Linked DNA regions of Homo sapiens: regions 2, 3, 4, 5, 6 and 7 are each linked to region 1. A link is a contact called in ENCODE Hi-C data. All regions are on one chromosome and are shown on one strand. The core of a region is the stretch at or near the end of the contact, and the rest is flanking DNA. Distances in the headings are between cores, read along the strand shown.

Evidence for each region. A loop is a pair of places that touch in the nucleus more often than their neighbours do. Pooled maps may share reads with other maps.
Region 2: a loop to region 1 is called in a pooled map, with 16 times the contacts of the local background. The contact joins the promoter of ZNF649 here to the promoter of ZNF805 in region 1. A Hi-C loop is called at or near these places in 4 of 50 pooled maps.
Region 3: a loop to region 1 is called in a pooled map, with 12 times the contacts of the local background. The contact joins the promoter of ZNF613 here to the promoter of ZNF805 in region 1. A Hi-C loop is called at or near these places in 4 of 50 pooled maps.
Region 4: a loop to region 1 is called in a pooled map, with 11 times the contacts of the local background. The contact joins the promoter of ZNF615 here to the promoter of ZNF805 in region 1. A Hi-C loop is called at or near these places in 2 of 50 pooled maps.
Region 5: a pooled map shows a loop between it and region 1 (10-fold over the local background). The contact joins the promoter of ZNF614 here to the promoter of ZNF805 in region 1. A Hi-C loop is called at or near these places in 4 of 50 pooled maps.
Region 6: a loop to region 1 is called in a pooled map, with 9 times the contacts of the local background. The contact joins the promoter of ZNF432 here to the promoter of ZNF805 in region 1. A Hi-C loop is called at or near these places in 2 of 50 pooled maps.
Region 7: a pooled map shows a loop between it and region 1 (16-fold over the local background). The contact joins the promoter of ZNF616 here to the promoter of ZNF805 in region 1. A Hi-C loop is called at or near these places in 4 of 50 pooled maps.

What each region holds. Positions count from the first base shown.
Region 1 is chr19:57,239,090-57,242,178 of GRCh38, forward strand. It overlaps ZNF805 (zinc finger protein 805), which reads left to right and starts at 1,543. Exons shown (of 4, transcript NM_001023563.4): 1 at 1,543-1,832. The coding sequence starts at 1,803. RefSeq lists enhancers at 1,141-1,360, 1,381-1,650 and a silencer at 1,771-1,840.
Region 2 is chr19:51,903,558-51,906,646 of GRCh38, forward strand. ZNF649 (zinc finger protein 649) reads right to left here and starts at 1,460. Exons shown (of 5, transcript NM_023074.4): 1 at 1,357-1,460. RefSeq lists enhancers at 1-138, 1,229-1,773, 1,492-1,611, 2,102-2,726.
Region 3 is chr19:51,925,845-51,928,933 of GRCh38, forward strand. ZNF613 (zinc finger protein 613) reads left to right here and starts at 1,628. Exons shown (of 6, transcript NM_001031721.4): 1 at 1,628-1,696. RefSeq lists enhancers at 648-1,411, 1,267-1,566.
Region 4 is chr19:52,006,618-52,009,706 of GRCh38, forward strand. ZNF615 (zinc finger protein 615) reads right to left here and starts at 1,594. Exons shown (of 7, transcript NM_001199324.2): 1 at 1,524-1,594; 2 at 676-713. LOC124904755 (a long non-coding RNA gene) reads left to right here and starts at 1,681. Exons shown (of 2, transcript XR_007067321.1): 1 at 1,681-1,862. RefSeq lists enhancers at 1,355-1,964, 2,025-2,104.
Region 5 is chr19:52,026,950-52,030,038 of GRCh38, forward strand. It overlaps ZNF614 (zinc finger protein 614), which reads right to left and starts at 1,430. Exons shown (of 5, transcript NM_025040.4): 1 at 1,293-1,430. LOC112268244 (a long non-coding RNA gene) reads left to right here. Exons shown (of 2, transcript XR_002958414.2): 2 at 163-2,831. RefSeq lists enhancers at 1-687, 1,158-1,917.
Region 6 is chr19:52,047,275-52,050,363 of GRCh38, forward strand. It overlaps ZNF432 (zinc finger protein 432), which reads right to left and starts at 1,564. Exons shown (of 5, transcript NM_014650.4): 1 at 1,421-1,564. RefSeq lists an enhancer at 1,347-1,936.
Region 7 is chr19:52,138,407-52,141,495 of GRCh38, forward strand. It overlaps ZNF616 (zinc finger protein 616), which reads right to left and starts at 1,532. Exons shown (of 4, transcript NM_178523.5): 1 at 1,326-1,532. RefSeq lists an enhancer at 1,128-1,367 and silencers at 1,488-1,767, 1,778-1,827.

The DNA of each region.
Region 1 (3,089 bases), core at 293-2,792:
TCCTCCCATCTCAGCCTCCTGAGTAACTGGAATTACAGGGGTGTGCCACAATGCTCAGCTAATTAAAAATTTTTTTTGAGTAGGCTGGATGCTGTGGCTCATGCCTGTAATCCCAGCACTTTGGGAGGCCAAGGTGAGTGGATCACTTGAGCACAGGAGTTCAAGACCAGCCTGGGCAGCATGGTGAAACTGACTACAAAAACTACAAAACAAAACAAAAAAACCCTCAATTTGCTGGGCGTGGTGGTGCGTGCCTGCAGTCCCAGCTACTTGGGTGGCTGAGGTGGGAGGATCACTTGAACCCTGGAGTTTGAGGCTGCAGTGAGCTGTGATCGCGCCACTGCACTATGGCCTGAGCAACAGAGCGAGACCCTGTCTCAAAAAATATATATATAAATATATATATAAATATATATGTGCATATATATACGTATATATACATATGTATATATACGTATATATGTATATATGTATATATAAATATATGTATATATAAGTAGAGAGAGAGAGAGAGAGAGAGACGGAGTCTCACTCTGTCGCCCAGGCTGGAGTGCAGTGGCGCGATCTCGGCTCACTGCAAGTTCCGCCTCCCGGGTTCACATCATTCTCCTGCCTCAGCCTCCCGAGTAGCTGGGACTACAGGCGCCAGCCACCACGCCCGGCTAATTTTTTGCATTTTTAGTAAAGACGGGGTTTCATCGTGTTAGCCAGGATGGTCTCGATCTCCTGATCTCGTGATCTACCCGCCTCGGCCTCCCAAAGTGCTGGGATTACAGGCGTGAGCCACCGCGCTCTATTTTTTTTCTTTTCTTTTTCTTTTTTTTTTTTTTTTGGTACCAATGAGGTCTCGCTCTGTCGCCCAGACTGTTCTCAAACTCCTGTCCTCAAGCGATCCTCCTGCCACAGACTTCTGGGACCACAGGTGTGCGCCAGCACACTCAGCTTATTTTAAAAAAATTTTTTTTTTTTTTGGTAGTCTCCCTATGTTGCTCAAGCTGGTCTTGAGCTCCTGGGCTCAAGCGATCCGCCCCCCTTGGCCTCCCAATGCGCTGGGATCCCAGGCCTGAGGCATCGCGCCGCCCGACGTCCCCCTTTGGTTACTCTGACTGCCCGCTGATCTGTATAAGAGGATCCGGAGGGGAAATAATGCAAGGTGGAAGTCAGAGTCCGGAGCCTGGTCCAGGGTCTCTGCACTGGCCCTGACCCTGGCAAATGTCCCTGACTCCTGGGGCTCGATTTCCTCCGGCCAAGAATGGACGGTCTCGCGCTTGGTCCCTGGCCTCCGAGTTGTGCCCCCAGGACAGAGGCAGGTCTGAGCCGGGCTGTAGGCCCGCTGCGACTTTTACACCGAGGCCTGCCGGCTCAGGATCTGTCCCCTTTGCAGGTGGTTTGTAGAGAAAAACTACATTAACTACAAGGCATTGCCAGGTGCGACGGCGGGCCCTGGGGCCAATGATGGTCCAGGACAGGGGCGTTTCCTGTGGGTTGCGAAGCTTGGGGCGGGACTTCCGGCATTTGGATGGGACGTAATTTGGGAGCGACGGTTCCGTCCACGCCGGCTCTAGGGAGGGGGCGGTGTTCCGTGGCCGCCTCCCTGGCGGCGCTGGGGAAATGAGCAGGTAGGAGGCCGACAGCGACCTCCGCGTCTCGGAGCGAACCGTGAGCCTCCCCGTAACGAGAGAGTTTGACTGTCAGCCAAGGTCACCGGGCCCGGCGCAGGGAAGGGGTGGGGCTCGGCTGAGCCCGCGAGACCCGCCCTGCTCGCCGCAGCCCCCGCCCCGCTAGGGCCACAGGGTCCCGGTATGGCGATGGCTTTGACGGACCCGGCGCAGGTGAGTGGACAAGGTTTCGGCCTTGCTGCTTTTCTGCTAGTTCGGGGAAGCCTCCTGGGCAGGCCGGAAGCCAAGACAGCCACAGGATTCCTCTTTGTAGTTTTGTTTGTTTACGAAACGTGGAGCAGGCTCGTCACTTAGTTTATCTCCTGTCGTGGTAGTACCTGAGAGACTGAATATTGAAGCGGACAGTAGGCAGACTATACATCGATTATAGGGCTGTGACGTACAATTTTTTTGTAGCAACCTGCCCAGGAAACCAGCCTCCTGTTCTGCAATAAACTACTCTGGAAGCCAGTCTGCCTTAAGTTAGTCTTGCAAGGAGCTAGATTACTCTCTGGTGACATTTCAGGAGGCTAAACGGTAACTCCTGGAACAGTAGGCCCCAAATAGGACTTGATTTGTAACTGACTGTTCTAATTTTTGCCTCCGCCTCCAAAAGAGGACCAAGCAGAGAAAGCCATACGTGCTCAGCCTAACCAATCACATACGATGCCCCACTTCTAGTTAGCCCTTCTGCAGCTTTCCACTGCTAAAGTGTCAGGCCTCTGAAAGCTGCTTAATAATTGCTTGAAGGATGGATGAAGTTCCACTCCAGGGACTCCCGTCACACACATCATCCGAACTCAGCCTTGGCCTGCAAGTCCCTACCCGGTCCACTATGGCTGACCACCTCTGTCCTTGTTTCCTTCCTTTCCTCCCTGGCTCAGCGCTTCAGACACAGGTCCACTATGGCTGACCACCTCTGTCCTTGTTTCCTTCCTTTCCTCCCTGGCTCAGCCCTTCAGACATATCAATCTGATCACGCAGAGTTCTTTCCTACCCCTCAGCCTTCACCTTTACAGTTCATTCAGCCTCAGACACTATCCTCAGATCTCTGCAAGACCCTTTCACATCTTGTTGGCTCTGCTCAAATGTCACTTCTTTAAAGCGGCCTTTCATGGCAGTTCAGACTAAAGTAGTCCCCTTCTCACCTGCCCTTGGTCTAGCGTTTTTGTATAGAGAATCTGGCAAAGTTTTAGACACCTACTGAGTTGAGGTCTTAAAGGATTTTGTGGGGACAAAGAGCATAAATAATAACACAAGAACTGTAACGGTTGGCCTTCATTGAGTCCTTGATGTGAACTGAGAAATGGGCATTATTTATCATCTCATTTAATCCTGATCTCCTTAAAGTGACATTCTATTATAAACACTGCTGTACACAAGAGGAGGTCAAGACTCCGACCTGTTTAGTTACCTGCTGAAAGTCACATA
Region 2 (3,089 bases), core at 210-2,709, 5.3 Mb before region 1:
CCTATAATCCCAGCACTTTGGAAGGCCGAGGCGGGCAGATCACCTGAGGTCAGGAGTTCAAGACCAGCCTGGCCAACGTGGTGAAAGCCTGTCTCTACTAAAAATACAAAAATTAGCCGGGCGTGGTGGCGGGCGCCTGTAATCCCAGCCACTCGGGAGGCTGAGGCAGGACAGTCGCTAGAACCCAGGAGGCGGAGGTTGCAGTGAGCTGAGATCGCACCACTGCACTCCAGACTGGACAACAGAGCTAGATTCCGTCTGGGGGATAGGAGGAAACTTTGATCCCCAAATGCTCAAGGAGACTGATGCTTAAGCAAACTAAATATTGCCTGAGAACGACTCCATACTTCTATATTTGAGTCCTTGTGGATAAACTGCAACCTAGCTTAACAGACAAAATTGAAAACCGAACTTAATCGTATGCACCTGTAACAATAGCTGAGTGGTGGCCAGTCCCAGCGGCCATACTCATAGACTGCTGAATGTTCCAACTGCGTTCAAATAAGGCAAACGCCGAATGGTAACCAATCTCACTGTTTCTGGACCTCGCTTCCGATTCCTGTATGTCACTTTACCTTTTTTGTCTATAAATTTGTTCTGACCACGAGGCACCCCTGGAGTCTCTGTTAATCTGCTGTGATTCTGGGGGCTGCCCAATTCGCGAATCGTTCATTGCTCAAGGAAACTCCTGTAAATTTAATTCGGCTTCAATTTTTCTTTTATCACTGATTTGAGTAATAATAAAACTCCGGTCTCCCCGCACAGCCGGCTCTGCATGAATTGCTCTTTCTCCATTGCAATTTCCCTGTCTTAACAAGTCGGCTCTGTCTAGGCAGCCGGCAAGGGTGGGCGGTTATAGTTTCACAACTCAACCCCAGCCAGGGGCCTGGGCTTGTAAAATACCAGATTTTACAAGCCTCTGAGCCCCACATGCCTGGGCCTCCCCGAAACACTTAACACACATCCCCGATTCACCCCAAAACCTACACCACACACCCTCGTACGCTGCCCAGCACCCCGGCTTCATCACCGACTTTAAACTGCAGCATTTGGAGTGATAATAATGGCGTCGGTGATAAAGCCGGCGTGCTGGGCAGCGTCCCCCTAGAGTTCTCCATCCAGTGATCCAGAGGCCTACTAACAGAGTGACCCTCAGAGACCCCAAACTCTGACGCCGAGTCTCAGTCGCTGAACTCGACAGACCTTTAACGCCCGACCACAAGAACTCTCCCACGCCGGACCGCAAAGGCACCCCAACCCAAAGGCTCCACCGCCCAGGCCGCCAGCTCTCCCCACAGGCTCCTCAGAAGCTCCCTACCCCTTTAACCTACTCCACGGAGAGACCCAAACACTCACCTGATTTTCTTCTGGCTACACCTAAATTCCCTGAATGCTTCCTTTCCTGGCCCTTAAACCCCGGCACTGGCCTATGGCGGCGGACGAGGGCGCGAGTCAATTCTGCCGCGCTAGGACGATGGGACATGGGCTTCTCTTCGAGGAGGTAACATGTCCGCGCCCTGAGCCACGGCTCTCTGGGCGCGGCCATCTTGGTAGATCTGCCGTACAGAAGGGAAACAGTTGTTCTTGTGTCATTAAACCGGGATGACTCTCCTGAAAGCAAAAATTTGAGGCGCAGGAGCATTTTCTAGAGTTTATCTGAACAAACAGCAATTCATGAATTAGGAAGCATCAAACCAAAAGAAGTCTCGCGCTTCTATGCTTAAAGCATTAGACACAAGTATTCACAGGGTGAGTGAAGGAGTAAAACAAAGAAATTATTTGATTAGTTACAATTATAAAAATGCATTTTTTTAAATTTGCCTTGGAAAGTCCCTAATGACATAATAGCATGTGAGTTGCCTACTTTTGATCGGTTGAGATTGAGTTTTGTCCTTCCCTAACACAAGCATTTACCAGAAATGACTCAAGTGAATTGTTGCTTATGTTTGCAGGTTAAGCAAGGTTAAGGCTGTTTTTAAGGCCTACTGGGTTTTGTTTGCTCAGGAGTTTTTGAATTCTGGTCTGCATTTTAATTTTGCTTTGACACAGGAGACAGTGAAATGGCACTGATGTGTTCCCTCTCCTGACACCTCAACCCCTGCACTGTGAGGTTGGAGCACTAACAACAGTGCACTGTGGGGAAAAGAAAGAGAGATCAGACTGTTACTGTGTCTATGTAGAAAGAAGTAGACATAAGAGACTCCATTTTGTTCCGTACTAAGAAAAATTCTTCTGCCTTGAGATGCTGTTAATCTGTAACCCTACCCCCAACCCTGTTCTCACAGAGACGTGTGCTGTGTTGACTCAAGGTTTAATGGATTTAGGGCTATGCAGGATGTGCTTTGTTAAACAAATGCTTGAAGGCAGTATGCTTGTTAAAAGTCATCACCACTCTCTAATCTCAAGTACCCAGGGACACAATACACTGCGGAAGGCCACAGGGACCTCTGCCCCAGAAAGCCAGGTATTATCCAAGGTTTCTCCCCATGTGATAGTCTGAAATATGGCCTCGTGGGAAGGGAAAGACCTGACCATCCCTCAGCCCGACACCCGTAAAGGGTCTGTGCTGAGGAGGATTAGTATAAGAGGAAGGAAGGCCTCTTGCAGTTGAGACAAGAGGAAGGCATCTGTCTCCTGCTCGTCCCTGGGCAATGGAATGTCTCGGTATAAAACCCGATTGTATGTTCCATCTACTGAGATAGGAGAAAATCGCCTTAGGGCTGGAGGTGAGACAAGCTGGCGGCAATACTGCTCTTTAATGCACCGAGACGTTTATGTATGTGCATATCAAAGCACAGCACCTTCTTCTTAAGCTTGTTTATGACACAGAGACATTTGTTCACATGTTTTCCTGCTGACACTCTCCCCACTATTATCCTATTGTCCTGCCACATCCCCCTCTCCGAGATGGTAGAGATAATGATCAATAAATACTGAGGGACTCAGAGACCGGTGCCGGCGCGGGTCCTCTGTATGCTGAGCACCGGTCCCCTGGACCCACTTTTCTTTCTCTATACTTTGTCTCTGTATCTCTTCTTTTCTCAGTCTCTCGTCCCACCTGACGAGAAACACCCACAGATGTGGAGAGG
Region 3 (3,089 bases), core at 378-2,877, 5.3 Mb before region 1:
TGAGAAATACCCACAGGTGTGGAGAGGCTGGCCCCCTTCATAAGGTTGTTGAGATTTATCTATGTTGGTGCATGCATCTATGATTTGTTTTTTATTATTGTTCAGTAGTATTCCAGGGTATGATTACACTGCAATTTGCTTATACATTCATGTACTGATGGACACTTGGACTGTTTCCTGTTCAGGGTATTATGCATAAAGGTGCTAAGAACATTCTTGTGAGTCTTTGTGAGGACATATCATTTCATTACTGTTGTATAAGTATCTAGGAGTGGAATTCCTGAGTCATAAGATTCTTGCTTTTATTTTGCAATTCTCCTAAGGAGTCATATAGTTCTGTAAAGCTTTTCACTCTTCACAGATTTGATATTTTAAGTAACACGGTATGTTTCTGAAATGGAGTTTGCATTTTGGGGCATTTTCTATAGATGTATCATGAAGGACACGTGAAAACTCTGTTATAAATATAAACACTCCACTGCATGCAGGAATTTCCTTCTCATTCTTCCAATGGAATTGTCTTAATTTAGGTTGGATCAGAATTAGAATTTACGTTATGATGACTATGTAAATAATATTTATAGGTCAGTCAGGTAGTATCCTATGATTACTTTTCTTGCACAACTTTTTTTTTTCTTTTTTCTTTTTTTCCTCATGAAGGGGTTGCCAAGGCTGTGTAGTGCAGTGGCTATTGATAGGTGCGATCATAGCTCACTGCAGCCTGGAACTCCTGGGCTCAAGCGATCTTCCTGCCTTGGTCTCCCCAGTAGCTGGGACTACACGTGTGCGCCATCGCGCCCGGGCTTGCACAACTTTTCATTCTCCCAGAGTCGCCTTATTTATTCCTTCCAGAATTTTAGGCACTTGGTTCTCCGAAAGCCCCGACGTTAAGATTGACTCCACCTACAGCAGAGGGAAGGCCCTTCTTCTCTCTTAAGGAAAATTCCCGCCTCCCGCATTGGATTCCTTTTCCGGTTGGCTGGTGGCTGCTCTCTTTACCTGCACTGGGCGGTGACCGTGTCCCTCAAATGTAAATGAGGTTCCAGGGGTCGCTGTTTTTTCACTTTCCGTTGACGGGGTGAACAATATCCTCGTACCTCGATTGCCTCTCCACACCCTTTTGGTCCTCAAAAATCTTCCTCTTGTCCTCCACATGTAGCTAGATGCGTTTTCGCGGTATATGACTCAGGGTGCGATTGCTCTTTTTCCTCTGTGGAGAAAGCGTTTTCACTTGTACGGACACCTAAGTGTTAAGATGGCCGCGCCCATTGTGTCATTCCCGTCATTCTTTGTGCAAAGCGGATGACTTTTCTCCCCAGCCCGCTAAGGTGCACGTAGCCATACCATGTTTGTCTTGGCTAAGCTCGACCCTCTGAAAATAAATGAAACTTGGGCGCAGGATTTAGGTGCCAAAATATGGAGTTCTTCACCGTCCCGCGCTATCCCTGAATACTTGGGCAGAAAAGGTCCACTTTACCTTCCGTACGTGCAGGATTCAAAGATGGCTGCCTCCAGTATCCGTGACGAGAGGACGCGAACTTACTACCTCCCAGTCGTCCGTGCTCCGTACACCTGCAACTTCAGACCTTCCTCGGCCGCCGTAGGCCGGCTTGGAGGCTGGGGGAGGGCCCAGAAGTGGAATAATTCAGGAAAGTGCAGGTTCTGGGAAGTCTCGGTGGGTTCCCCGCAAAATCAGGTCTGTGTGTGGGTCTGTCTGTCAGGATGAGGGGAGGAGGGTGTCTGTGGGCGTCCGTTTAGTGCGGAGCCGTGGAGTTTGTGGGGGAAGCGGGAGCAAGTGGGAGTCGGGGTATTGGGGTTGGGGCGTCTCCGGAGTCAGCCCTGAGGGATCCCAGTGGTCGGTGGTCAGAGTCTGTCCAGAGCAACACTTGGAAGTCCGTGATCAGGGTTTGGTGCCTTTGCGGGTCACTCTGTAGGGCTCGGTGATTGAGGACTGGAGTGAGGAGTGGTTTTTGTCAAGGAAAACTGTGTCTGCTTCGGATTCGGGGTTTTATTTTTTATTTTTGAGACAGGGTCTCGCTCTGTCACACAGGCTTGAGTGCAGTGGCGCAATCGTGGCTCACTGCAGCCTCCATCTCCCGGGGCTCAGGTGATTTTCCCACCTCAGCTTTCCCGAGTAGCTGGGACTACAGGTGAGCGCCACCACGCTATCTATCTATCTATCTATCTATCTAATCTGTCTAATCTAATCTATCTATCTATCTATCTATCTATCTAATTTATCTATCTAATCTATCTGTTTATTGCAGAGACGGGGGTCTCACTATGTTGCCCAGGCTGGTCTCCAACTCCTGGCCTCAAACGATCCTCTCACCTTGGCCTCCCAAAGTGCTGGGATTACGGGCGTGAGCCTTCGCTCCAGGCTGTAATCAGGATTTAATATGCGACTCAGTGAGGAGGAGCCCGGGTTCATGTGAACCTAGGTGTGTGGTCCAGGTTTTTGGATTAATCTAAGGGGGTGTGACCATGTTAGGGAGGTCTAGATGTGACAGTCGTGGAGAAGCTTGTGAAGGCTGAAGCCTTGGCAGCCAGGGCATCCTGATTGGTGTGTGTGTTCAGGTCCAACGGTACATTCCCTCTCAGTCCCTTTTAAGTTTCTCTGCAAGGACTGGTTTACAAATCTCATTTGACTTCTCACATCTCTCCTTTCTCTCATCCTGGTAAATAGGAAAGCTTTGGGGAAGATCAAAGATTAATCAAATCTAAAATGGTAAGGTGGCCTGGCGCGGTGGCTCACGCCTATATTCCCAGCATTTGGGAGGCCAAAGTGGGCGAATTGCTCGAGCCTAGAAGTTGGAGATCAGCCTGAACAACATAGCCTGTCTCTCCAAAAAATACAAATATTAACTGGGTGTGGTAACACACGCCTGTAGTCTCAGCTACTCGGGAGGCTGAGGTGGGACGATCACGTGACCCCGGGAGTTCTAGGCTGCAGTGAACTATGATTGAGCACTGCACTCCAGCCTGGGCAACAGAGTGAGACCCTGCCTCAAAAAAAAAAAAAAAAGAAAAGAAAAGGAGAAAAGAAAAAGGAAAAAACAAAACGAAGAAAATGATAAGGTTTCTATTAA
Region 4 (3,089 bases), core at 344-2,843, 5.2 Mb before region 1:
GTCTGTAACTTACTTTGAAATATACCAAAATCGACAACAAATAAGGAATGATTCACAAACAGAGGAATGGATGAATACTTAGAAAACCAGTAGAGCTGATCTAATACAATGTTAATGGTAAAAGCTAGGTGGTAGGCATATTGGTATTAACATTAAACTTCTTTCAATATTTCCATAGGTTCAAAAATTTTCACAAAATAATATGTTAGGCAGAGAGAAAAATATTGTAATACTAAGAATTAAGATGACCAAATATAAAATAAATATTTAAAATTAATTTATCTTTTGTTATAGATTATAAGGAAAGGGGAGTCAGAAAGCAATACACTGCAATAAAAGTAATAGTCTAGATTGAAGATTAAAGGCAGGAAAAACAAAATTCATGGATAAATGGATAATCATAAAATGTTCCTAAAAATAATACCTAAACATTTTAAAACATTTCACTTCTATCCAAATGTACGCATAAACTTAATGTGAATGCACTTATAGTACCACCGGCTCAAACAGTAAAAACAACTTCTAAATGTTTATTACATAATATAAAGCGAAAAAGATAATAGTACCATTTACATAATTTATCTGAATTATGAATATTAAGCACATAACATACACGTCTAAAATTGAAATATTCTGAAAATTTGACAAAGGTTATCTTTGAGTAACCGAGCTTACCATGGCAGAGATGTTATCTTACTTGTGTCAGAAAGAACCTGAAAAGAAATATCCAAGAGGATACGCTGGAAACTTGCAGGACAAAGGGTAGAAGCCGCATCTTAAATATAAAACATACTACTTTTAGGTATGCTAGATGACTGATCTCGCCAAAAACTTCCATTTCTGAGGATTCAAGACCAAGGGGTGATGGAAGGTGCCAAAGGGGATTTAAAAACCAGTCGTGGAGAAGGGTCTTGGGCAGAAGGGGAATGCTAATGAGCATCAATTCTGTTCCAGCAGCCAGGGCTGGGGCTAACCCATCACCTGCCATGGTTCCCAGGCCTCCAGAGCTGCAGCCCACATCGGAATCTGTGGCGCTACCACCACCGCCACCGGGATTAATTCCAAAACCTGGATCAGAAACCTCCGTACCTTAACCCCCAAGACAGTTCCTCAATCATTTAGTCCCAAACAAAACCTGAACCATAAACCGATTCGCTGACAAAACAAACCCTCCAGTTCGCAATCACTGAGCCCCGCCAAAGGACAACACCAAAGACACCAGAATGTGACTTGGGCACTCAGTAGCGGATCTCTAGAGATCTTTAACCACAAACTACACGAGGACCCTGTGACTGGTCCCAGAGGTACCCCGATCACACACACACACACCCTATCACGGACCTCTTGTAGTTCCCCTGCGATAGGAATCGGACCCACGCTAAGCTCCTGAAAGAATTCCACTGGCGTCGCCAAACGCTGGCGCCGACAGATACCAGTCCATCACCACTGTCCACGAACACGCCCAGCCACGGACAGAATTTCCTCCCCCGTCACCACAGCGACCACCCAGTGACTGAACTTACTTCCCAGAACTTGGTGGGCTCCGGCCTCATCTCTCGGCCTCCTCAGTGCCTGACGGCGACTATCCAGGGTCGGAGGCGTTCCCAGCGTTTGCGCAGATGCAAGATGGCCGCGCCCTCGTCGCCTTGGCTCCATGGGGGCCGCCATCTTTGAGTATCTGACGTACACAAGGCAAAGGGCGCGTTTTGGCGCTGGTGACCGGGGGTGACCGGGGGTGACCGGGGATGGCCGGGAAGATGAAAGAGCACTGAAACTGTCCCATTTCCTGGCACCTCAACCCTTCATAAATACGGGTCCATATACAGAGGCTCCAGTTTACACAAGACAAAAATGGCGTGGAGGTAAATCCCTTTCAGCAGCTGAATAGAAGGCTAAGATGGCCGCGACGTTTACACTTTGTACAAAGGTTAGGAAACAGTTCCTTGTGAGGGAAAAGGAGAACCGGCCGAGAGGGGACACTTCGGCCAAAGCCAGATTTCTAACAAAGTAGCTTGAAGCGCCTTTTGAACGCAGAAGAGGGCTGTTAGCTACGCTGACGGAACAGGGGTAGCAGTCACAGACTAGGTAATGAAAACGGTTGGAACGTGCCAAAATTATGTTGGGTGAAAGGCATGGGGAAAAGCCAGTAAAAGCCAGAAAGTATAGTTCCCAAGGCGGAGGGGAGAGCCTGGGACCCAGGTGGAGCCAAATATGAGGGCTGGACTCAGGAGAAGTGGCCAGAAATTAAGGGAACAGGACCACTTCAGTGAGAAAAAAAAGGTTGGGAAAGAGGCCGGGCGCGGTGGCTCACGCCTGTAATCCCAGCACTTTGGGAGGCCGAGGTGGGCGGATCACCTGAGAGCGGGAGTTCGAGACCAGCCTGACCAACATGGAGAAACCCTGTCTCTACTAAAAATACAAAATTAGCCAGGCATGGTGGCGCATGCCTGTAATCCCAGCTACTCGGGAGGCTGAGGCAGGAGAATCGCTTGAACCCGGGAGGCGGAGGTTGCTGTGGGCCAAGATGGCGTCATTGCACTCCAGCCTGGGCAACAGGAGCAAAACTCCATCTCAAAAAAAAAACAAAAGAAAGAAAGGTTAAGAAGGAGATCACGTTATACTACGTGTGCCAACCGCGAATAGTATGTGCAAAGTCATGGCAATGCTGAACTGTAAATATAAATCCAACCAAACTTCCTATATTAGAAGAATGAGAGAAAGGAAATGCCTGTGTGAATCTATGTGTGTGATATAGGTATCAGTATATAAATATACAGAGAAATTGTCAAACTATTTTTCAGAGTCAAGTTCGTGTTCCATTTGCTCTTCTCACCCTTGGTATATGAGAGTTTTTCTTTTTTTTTGTTTTTTTTTTGTCTCTTTTTGAGGCAAGGTCCACTCTGTTGCCCAGTCTGGAGTGCCTGGGGAGATCACAGCTCACTGTAACTTGGAACTCCTGGGCTCCTGAATAGCTGGGACTACAGGTGGGCACCACCACACCTGGCTAATTTTTTAATTTTCTGTAGAGACAAGGGTCTCACTATGATGCCCAGCTGGTCTTGAACTGGCCTCAAGCAGTCCTCCCACTT
Region 5 (3,089 bases), core at 180-2,679, 5.2 Mb before region 1:
TTGTCCTGCCACATCCCCCTCTCCGAGGTGGTAGAGATAGTGATCAATAAATACTGAGGGAACTCAGAGACCAGTGCCAGCGTGGGTCCTCCGTATGCTGAGTGCTGGTCTCCTGGGCCCACTTTTCTTTCTCTATACTTTGTCTCTTATTTCTTTTCTCAGTCTCTCATCCCACCTGACAAGAAACACCCACAGGTTGTGGAGGGGTGGCCCCCTTCAAGGTGAATTCTCAGACAGATCAATTTTAGGAAAGAGAACACATGGAAGGCTCCAAGAATGTCTTTAAAAACCACGTGTGCCCATGTACTGGTTCGAAAGTCTCTGTAAGCTCTTTGGGTATACATACCTCGTGTCAAGACCAATGTACTAAGCAAATCACAAGAACTGTCTCATTTCACATTATGCGCTAAAGGAGTAACTTTACCCAAGAGAGCTTTGTCCTTTGCCCACAGTTCCTATGAGGCAAACTCTAAGCCTTTGGAATACGCTGCTTGATAAAACTGTCTTTGGTTATCAGGGCAATTTAAGCCATGCCAAATTGTCTATCCTAATAATGTGATTTACTGTGGGAGACCTTGGACCACGTGGTATTAGTTTGATATCTGGAGGAGCTGGAGATTGAAGTCAGCCTCATAGGCAGTCAATTGTGTGTGTGTGTGTTAACTGATATCCAATAAAACTCTGGACACCAAGGCCTAGGTGAGTGGCAACAATGGTTACAATGGCTGGCAATAATAATATAAGGGTGTATATATAAGAATATGATAATTTAAAAACGTATGAAGCAAAACAGAATGAGAGAGGATTAGACAATTCAACAATAATAATTGAAGACTACATTACCCTACTTGCAATAATAAAGAAAACAAATAGAAACTCAGCAAGGATACCGAAAACTTGAACAACATTATCAACCAACTAGACTTAACGAACATTTAACACTGCACTCAACAGCAGTAAAATAAACATTTTTTTCAAGAGCACATGTTATATTCTTCAGGAAAGATAATATCCCATGTGATAGCCTGAGATAGGGCCTCATGGGAAGGGAAAGACCTGACCGTCCCCCAGCCCAACACCCGTAAAGGGTGACTCACAAGGGCCCCAGACCCAGACAGAGTCGGACTCGTCGCTGATTTCCTCAGACTCTTCATCCCTACAGCCAAAGGACCCGTCATTAACGCCCCGCTTCCTCAGCGACTGCGTTCAAATACAGCCCCAATCAGGACGCTCCACGCACCATCGGTACACAGACCCACAGGCCGCGAGTCCATGCCCAGAACTCGACTCACCCGAGCCCGAACCTCTCCAGACACCACTGGCAGCGACAAAACGCCGCATCCACGTCCGAAAACGCTTCCTATTCAGACGCGCTCCTGCGCGGACTCCGGGAAGCTGAGCGGTAAAGACCGTGAAGCGAGGCGAGGACCACGGAGCCTGCCCGGGATCGCGAGTTCAGACTGCGGGCGCCGCTCTATGAGGTCACAGGGCTGCGCCCATCGCAGCGTTTCTGACAGGAGCGGCCATAATGGCTGTGGGAATCACTCTTAGTCACCTCAGTGCCTTTCTCTCTTCGTTGCAAGGGACACTCAAGAGTCGGGTGCCCAGCCAAGGCCAACACGGCGCAGTGGCATTCTATTCAGCCTGCTGTGGAAAAAAGATGGCGGCGCCCTTTGTGCCCATTATAGCTGAGAGTGGAGCCTTAGCTGGAGCACCATGGGCACGGCCATCTTAGAGGAAGGCAGCAGCCGTACGGCAGAGAAGATGCTCATATCCAGGACAATTTGGAAAAATAAACAAGGTTTGAAGAAGTCACGGTGCTGGCCAGGAAGCGGTCACAGAGTTGCCAAAACCAGTGGTCACTGAAAGTGTTAGATTTGGGGATAGGGCGGGGGTTCTGGGCTGGGTAAGGCTTTTGTGGGTTAGATTAGACTCTGACTGAATGGACGAAGCCGAGAACAGGAGTGATGCTCCATTAAATGCTAATACCCACATGGGGCTTGCTATTAAAACCACTGCCAGTGGGGAAGGGGATGAGGAGGTGAAGGTGCAACTGTGTTAATATCTACATGTTTCCTTCCAGAAGTAAAGGAAGATGACAGTGGGGCACTTAAGAATATGAAATTATTAGAATGCGATCATCCTACTTTGCAATGTTTCCAGATTTTTTAAAAAGTCACACTTAAAAAATATTAGTTCTATTTTTGCAGATGTTGGCGTTGTAACTGTAGAAGATTTAAGTAAATATTGTATTTTTGGAAGGCAACCTAGAGCCAATTTAATTTTTTCGTTTTCTTTGACACAGCAATTCTAAAAGCTATCTAGGCAAATCTGTCTTAATATTAACCACAACTTTTGTAATTTACAAAAAAAGGGAATTACAATGAGAGATGAATACTTTGGTAAATTATGGAACATCTGCTGAACTGTAAGAGTATATATCAATTTAAAAGAATATGCTACAATTGTTTTATAAAAAAGAAAACTTTGTCAGAGGACAAAAAAATGATCTGCAGGATAGTATATATTTTATGGTCTTGTTATTGGAAGAAATCATAAACATCTTTTGGAAAATTGTGATTGGTTAAACAAGACATTTAGTTTGAATTAATATTGTTTGTGTTCATAGGTAGAGAATGCCATGTTTTTACTTGAAAAATATTCCCAATTTATACTTAATTTTACTATCTTTGTACCATAATCATGAATATATTATAAAACATGTTGATCTTAGAAAATAGGTATGATGATGTATAATAAGTTCATGGCATGATAAATGCAAAATAGGCTGTTTTCTTTCAGAAAATAAATATGCTCATGCATTTGAAAAATTCTGGAGAATATACTAACAATATTTGACTGTTCCGTACAATTATGGTGACTTAAAATTTCTTCATTTTACTTACGTTTTGTAATTTCTAGAGAATAAGAATTTCATGTTCGTATTTCTTGAGTGTTATAACATATTCCATCCAGGATTAAATTTCAGCCCCGTTCATCTGGAATGTTAATCTCTGGTAGGTAAGTTTAGCACCTGGTCCACAGGACTATGAGCAGCCCATGATGGGACCTTCACTGATCATTTCCAG
Region 6 (3,089 bases), core at 314-2,813, 5.2 Mb before region 1:
TCATATCAGTTTTTTAAATCAGGCCATATGGATGGTGAGAAACTACATTTTTTCCTTTATACAATGTTACTCTCACACCTCTTTAAAAGTCTTTATATATATTTAAAAGTGTTTATATACGGCCAGGCATGATGGCTTACACCTGTAATCCCAGCACTTTGGGAGGCCGAGATGGGCAGATCACCTGAGGTCAGGAGTTCGAGACCAGCCTTGTCAACATGGTGAAACACTGTCTCTACTAAAAATAGAAAAAATTAGCCAGGCATGGTGGCAGGCACCTGTAATCCCAGCTACTCGGAGACTGAGGCAGGAGAATGGCTTGAACGCAGGAGGCGAAGTTTGCAGTGAGCCCAGCCATTGCACTCAAGCCTGGGCGACAAAAGCAAGACTCCATCTCAAAAAAAAAAAAAAAATGTTTATATACACACTTCAATATGAAGAACAAGAAACACATAGAAAAAAAGAGGGAGACAGAGAAAAGGAATACGAGTTATAAATACAAATTTAGAAAACAATTCAAAAATATAAATACTGGGAAAATAGCCGCCTTTATATACTAACATACAAAACCTGAAACACCCATAAAAATATGCAGTACATTTGCAAGAGGAAGGATAAAAATAGGCTCTTGTTAATTTGTGCGCAGTAATTTAAAAACATAATGTTAAATAGAAAGCCTATTCATCCGCCCCCCTTCACCCCCAAAAAACTTTCATTTTCTGCAGGTTCAAGAGCATGGGTTGTTGTGGAAAGCCAGAGGATTAGAAAACTCATTGTGGAGGAGGTACTCGGACCTGAAACTTTTAGGAAATGTTAACGTTCATCAAGTCTGTTCCAGCCAAAGTTTGAGCTCAACACACACACACACACACACACACACACACACACACACACACACACACACACACAAAACCAGCCAGGGCTCTTGTGAAAAGACTTCGGCTTTCACTTGTCTCTAGACAAAAGACCACCACCCCGCCAGATAAAATAGGAAAACCTGGAATAGACACACACGTACACTGGATTCCCTTAATGATTCATCAATCACTAAGCCTCAGATTAATCCAGAATGTGAAACAGAAGTCACATTCGTTGACAAAAGCCACCCCATCGATTCTCAATCACTGAGCCCCACTGGGGAGTGACCCGCGAGGACCACAATCCCTGACCTCAGTACTCTTGGTCGTTGATCTATTCAGGCCTTTAATCACTGACCACCAGAGCCTCCATGAGGGACCCCAAAGATATCCTATCACAGACACCCACCAGGGACTCCTACCAGCTCCCCTCCAAAAGGAAACACCCGCCCCCGCCTCCCCCAACCCCCGCGCTACCTCCACCATATAGCGCCACCAACAACGCAGACGCCCTCAGAAAGCTCCCTCCCACCACGTTTCCACGCCCTGACCCACACACTGACCTGACTCTCCTTGGAATCGCCGCGACCTCTTAAAAGCTGAACTTACTTCCCTAAACTTCTTCCACTTCTGGGCCCCTCGCCCAACTCCCTCCCCCTCTAAACCTCCAGAGACGGTCAGCCGCGTTTCCATGGAGAGCGGAATGCGGCCTTCCGGCTTTTCCTCAGGAGGAGACGCGTCCGCGCCGGCGTCGCCTCGCCGCTCTGGGGGCGGCCATCTTTGAGTACGTGACGTACAGAAGGCACAGCGGCCGGGAGACGCGGTGGACGGAGGCCTCTTAAACTGTCCGATTTCCAGACACCTCAGCCCTGGCAGAAAATGGAGAGCTTATCAGAGGCTTGAGTTCACACAGGCAGACACGGCGTGGGGGTAAAGTCCTCTGAACAGACACGGAACAGAAATAAGTTAGTCTTCTCCTCGCAGGGGACAGTGAACGGCGCAAACTTCTCAAAGGCCAGAACCCATTATTACCACAAAGGCGCGGCATCCCTTCTTAGCGGTTATGATGGCTGTGACGTCTCAGCTCAATGGAAAATTAAAGTCACCTCTGGGCACCTCAGTCACTATTGTAAATGCGAAGCGTTTTAGAAGCCGTATAAAAACTGAAGCAAGAGAGACTAGAACAAAAAATAAGCGAGCGGTGCGTTGCAGGTAACGGAGCCAGAGCCCTTAGGGGAGAGCATCATGGGGGCGGCCATCTTAGGGGACGTTCGGTGTCCGTACGGCAGAACATATTCTCTCTGAGAAGCTTGCGGTGGAACTGGCCCATGGAAATGTCTTTAGAAGAGAAGAACCACCTGGCTCTGTTCTTGACTCTGGAAAAGAATCCTTTTCTAGAATTATTTAGGTTGTTGCCAGATTAATTTCCTTTAGAGAGTTTCCTTGCCCCCACGACTTCCTATCTTTAAAGCCAACAATAGTATGTGAAATCCCTTTCATATTTGAAACCACTGACTATTGCTGCTGCATCTCTCCGGTTTCTCCTATTCTTAAGTGCTTGGGCAATCCAGAATAATCTCCCAATGCTAAAGTCAGCTGATTAATAAACTTAATTACAATGCAGAGTCCTTTTTGCCATGTAACATAACCATGGGAATTACTCTGGGGTTGTAGATCTGGCTATGATATGATGACACTAATGAATATTTTGCAATAAAAACATACTATTTTAAAATATATATATACATATATCTTTATATATGTATATTTCTACAGAATTATTACAAGTTATGTCTTATGATGGTTTCTTATAAGAAGCAAGGAGGAAAAGGTCCTTAACATTTTCAATTGTGTTTTTTTTAATAATAAAGCATGCATTCTAATTTACAAAAACCACAATAAAGGTACTTTCATCATGTCAGTCTTGAGGCTGAACAACACTTAACATTCTTTTTCCTTTTACCTGTCTGCCTTCTCCCTTCCCCTACACTCTCTATACCCCACCCTCCAGGCTCTCTGTTCCATCATCTTATGCGTATGGCCCCTTTCCCCTGTGCCCTCTTATTACTTCCATCTATCACGCAGACACACACTGTCACTCCCCTAAACACTCTAGTGTTAAACAATTGCTGCTGATTGTTTTTTGACAAGTGCCCTATGGGTAGGAGTGTTCACATAAATAAAGTCAAGCCAAATAGAGAAATACTATGAGAATAGACCTATTCAGCAGGC
Region 7 (3,089 bases), core at 282-2,781, 5.1 Mb before region 1:
GAGTATAAAGTCACAAATCAATACATTAAAACCACCATCCATATCCAATCAACTCACAGCTCATCTGGGTGGGGTCCTCGCCCACTCTCTTCACTACTATGTGTTTCCCGCTCTCATTCTGCACGTCTTTTTTCCCTTTGCTGTTTTTCTCCCCTTTCTTTATTCCCTCTTTTATGTCTATTCTGCCCAATGCTTCGAAATTTATTTCACCTCTTGTTGCTCTTTCTCCCCAAACTTTCCCATTGTCCCCAGCCGCCACGTATTCCTGCCTCTTTTCCCCCATCTGAGCTCCCTGTCTGCTCTCCCTGTTAAAATCCCTCTTCCCTGTTAAATTCCCTTTTCCCTGTTACATCTCCTTTGTTCCCACTCTCTAGCACCCCCAACTTCCTAGGCTTCCTCCTTGCTGTGGTTCTCCCTCTACTCTCCTTTGTTACCCACTCCCCTCTCCTTCAGTCCCAGCACCACGTGGCTCTGTCAGCCGCGGCTCCGACTCTTACCTTTTCCGCCCCCCGCGTCTGACTGCAGTGCCTCCTCCTTTGCCGCCCCTCTCTATTTTGCTGCCCTTCAGCTCCCTGAAGCTCTCCCTTTTCCCTAATTTCTTTATGTGCTTTTCTCCCCGTGCTACTTTCTCCATGCGTCCTCTTGCACTCTTGCTCTCTTTGCCAGTACCTAAATTATCATCCATTTTGCCGTGTACTCATTCTTTTCTCCCCAGTTTTTCTTTCTGTCCCGTCGCTCCCCCTCTTTTCCTCTCCTGATCCCTCTCACCCACACATTCAGGAGGAAAGGGGAGGAATACGATGCCCACCTCCCGGAAGAGCACATTTTCCAGTGGAGTAAAAATTTGGGAAGGAACGACAGTGGGTGTCACAAGACAGACTCGGGTGACCTCCTGCAACGCGGAGTCAGGAAAAGCAGTGGCTGTGAAGGGGCAGCCTGGGGAGGGGAAGGACCCGGCGTGAGGAGGACACTAGGTGGCGCGCGGAGGACACTAGGTGGCGCGGGGGACGGTGTCTCAGGACAGGGAGGGTCTGCAGAATCCCAGGACCTGGGAGAAGAAGCGGCTCCTTCAGGAGCTGGGCAGCGGGCGCTCCCCTCCAGGCGTCGACAAGGGCGAAGCTCGGGGGTCTCGACTGGTGGGAATCCACCTCGCGAGGGAGGACTTGACTTCGCCCGGGGCCGAAGCAGGGGTCAATGAGAGTTTTAAGCAGGAACACGACCTGAATGGGGTTATCGACATGGTTATCTACATGGCAGAAAGGCAGGGGGCAAGGAACAGCCTGAGAGAGATTTTAAACCGACAGGGAAGCAATTCTCGGACTTACGTGGGGAGAAGTGCCTGTTGCAGGGGCGAAGGGGCTATGGGTATTTTAAGGTCCGTAGCGATCCCCAGATCACTGGTACGGAGAAGTGAGGACTGCAAAGTGCACGTTTAATCCAGGCAGACGGAGCGAAGTAATGTTTAATCCACGTAGACTGAAACACACACACAGCGATAAGGCCTTTCCCTGGCGCAATCTGCTTCCGGGAGTGACGGAAACTGCTAGCGGAGAGAAAAAACTGGGAGGCCAGGGGGCGGGGCCTGGGCGAGCCGCGACCAGCAAGGGGCGGGTCGGAAAGAGGGGCCTGACTCGGGGAGGGACCCTGAGAGGGTGGAGCCGGGCCGGAGCGGCAGTGGGCGTGGCTAGGTGGGGCGGGACGGAGCCGCGGCGGAGGATGGGGCGGGGTTTCATGGGGTAAGCGGGGCCGAAATAGAGCCTGTTATTTACTCTGGTTCACAGGCAGCATGTCTTTGGTTTTCTGACTACTTCTTGTCCTGTGAAGCAGCGTTGCTGCCTGCCTATTTTAAGTTAATGTTTCAAAATTTAAGGTTAAAGCTTAAAGTTGTGGTCCACTTATATTAGAAACTAAGATGATTTCTTAACAAGTTGAACTAAGTCAAAACCGATTTTTACAAGCTTGGTGGACTCCATCCACTCTTGCCGATGATGCTGAAGCTACTCAATAGTCAGGGAACTAGGATCTCGCTGGGGATTTGATGTGGAGCCGTGGCTGGATCCAGGAACCCGGAAGACATTATGCCAAGCGAAATATGCTAGACACAGAAAGACAAATACTGCCTGTGCTTTTACACGTGCAAAGTACAAACGTCAAATTTACAGTAACAGATTAGAAGGGTGGTTACCAGGGCTGGGGGATGTATCCTATGCCTTTATCACCATTATATTTTGGAAGCAGATAACTTCTCTGGCCTCACAGATTCACAGCTGGGCAGAAATTTTGCCTCAGGATGAATCACACCTTGATTCTCACCCATGTGTGGTTCAGATAATATTTAGGGGGTATTCTGCCCTAAGAGCTGATACAGGAATGGATTAAGACTTTTGAGAGTTGATACTGAAATGGATTAAGTCTTTTGAGATGGGCCAGCAGTTTTGGAGGCCCAGGTGGGCAGGTCACTTGAGCTCAAGAGTTCAAAACCAGCCTGGACAGCATCGTGAGACCCCCATCTCTACAAGAAATACAAAAAGTAGCCAGGCTTGGTAATGCACTCTTGTAGTCCCAGCTACTTGGGAAGCTGAGGTGTCAGAATTGCTTGAGGCCAGGGATTTGAGATCATCCTGGGCAACATAGCCAGACCTCTCTACAAAAAATTAAATTATCTGGACATGGTGGCCTGCACGTGTGGGCCCAGCAACTCGGAAGGGTAAGGAAGGAGGATCATTTGAGCCCAGGAGGTGAAGGCTGCAGTGAGCCATGAGAAGAGGAGATTTGGTTGGGTGCAGTGGCTAACGCCTATAATCCCCACACTTTGGGAGGCCAAGGTAGCAGGGAGCTAACTTGCATTCTTCTGTTAGCTGAGGCGTTTGATGATAAATGAAAGCAGAAAGTTTGTGACTTATTTACGTTCTTTCCACAGAAAGGCCATATGTCCTTGGCCATAAAGAAAAAGAGACCTACAGCTTATCTGCTTCCTCTATTTTTTTTTATATGTTCTGGACCATGAAGAAAGATTTATAGCTTATTTGCTTTATCTCTTTGCTTTCTCCTGGTCCTTTCAGGCTGACTCCTTTTCCCCAATTAGGGCT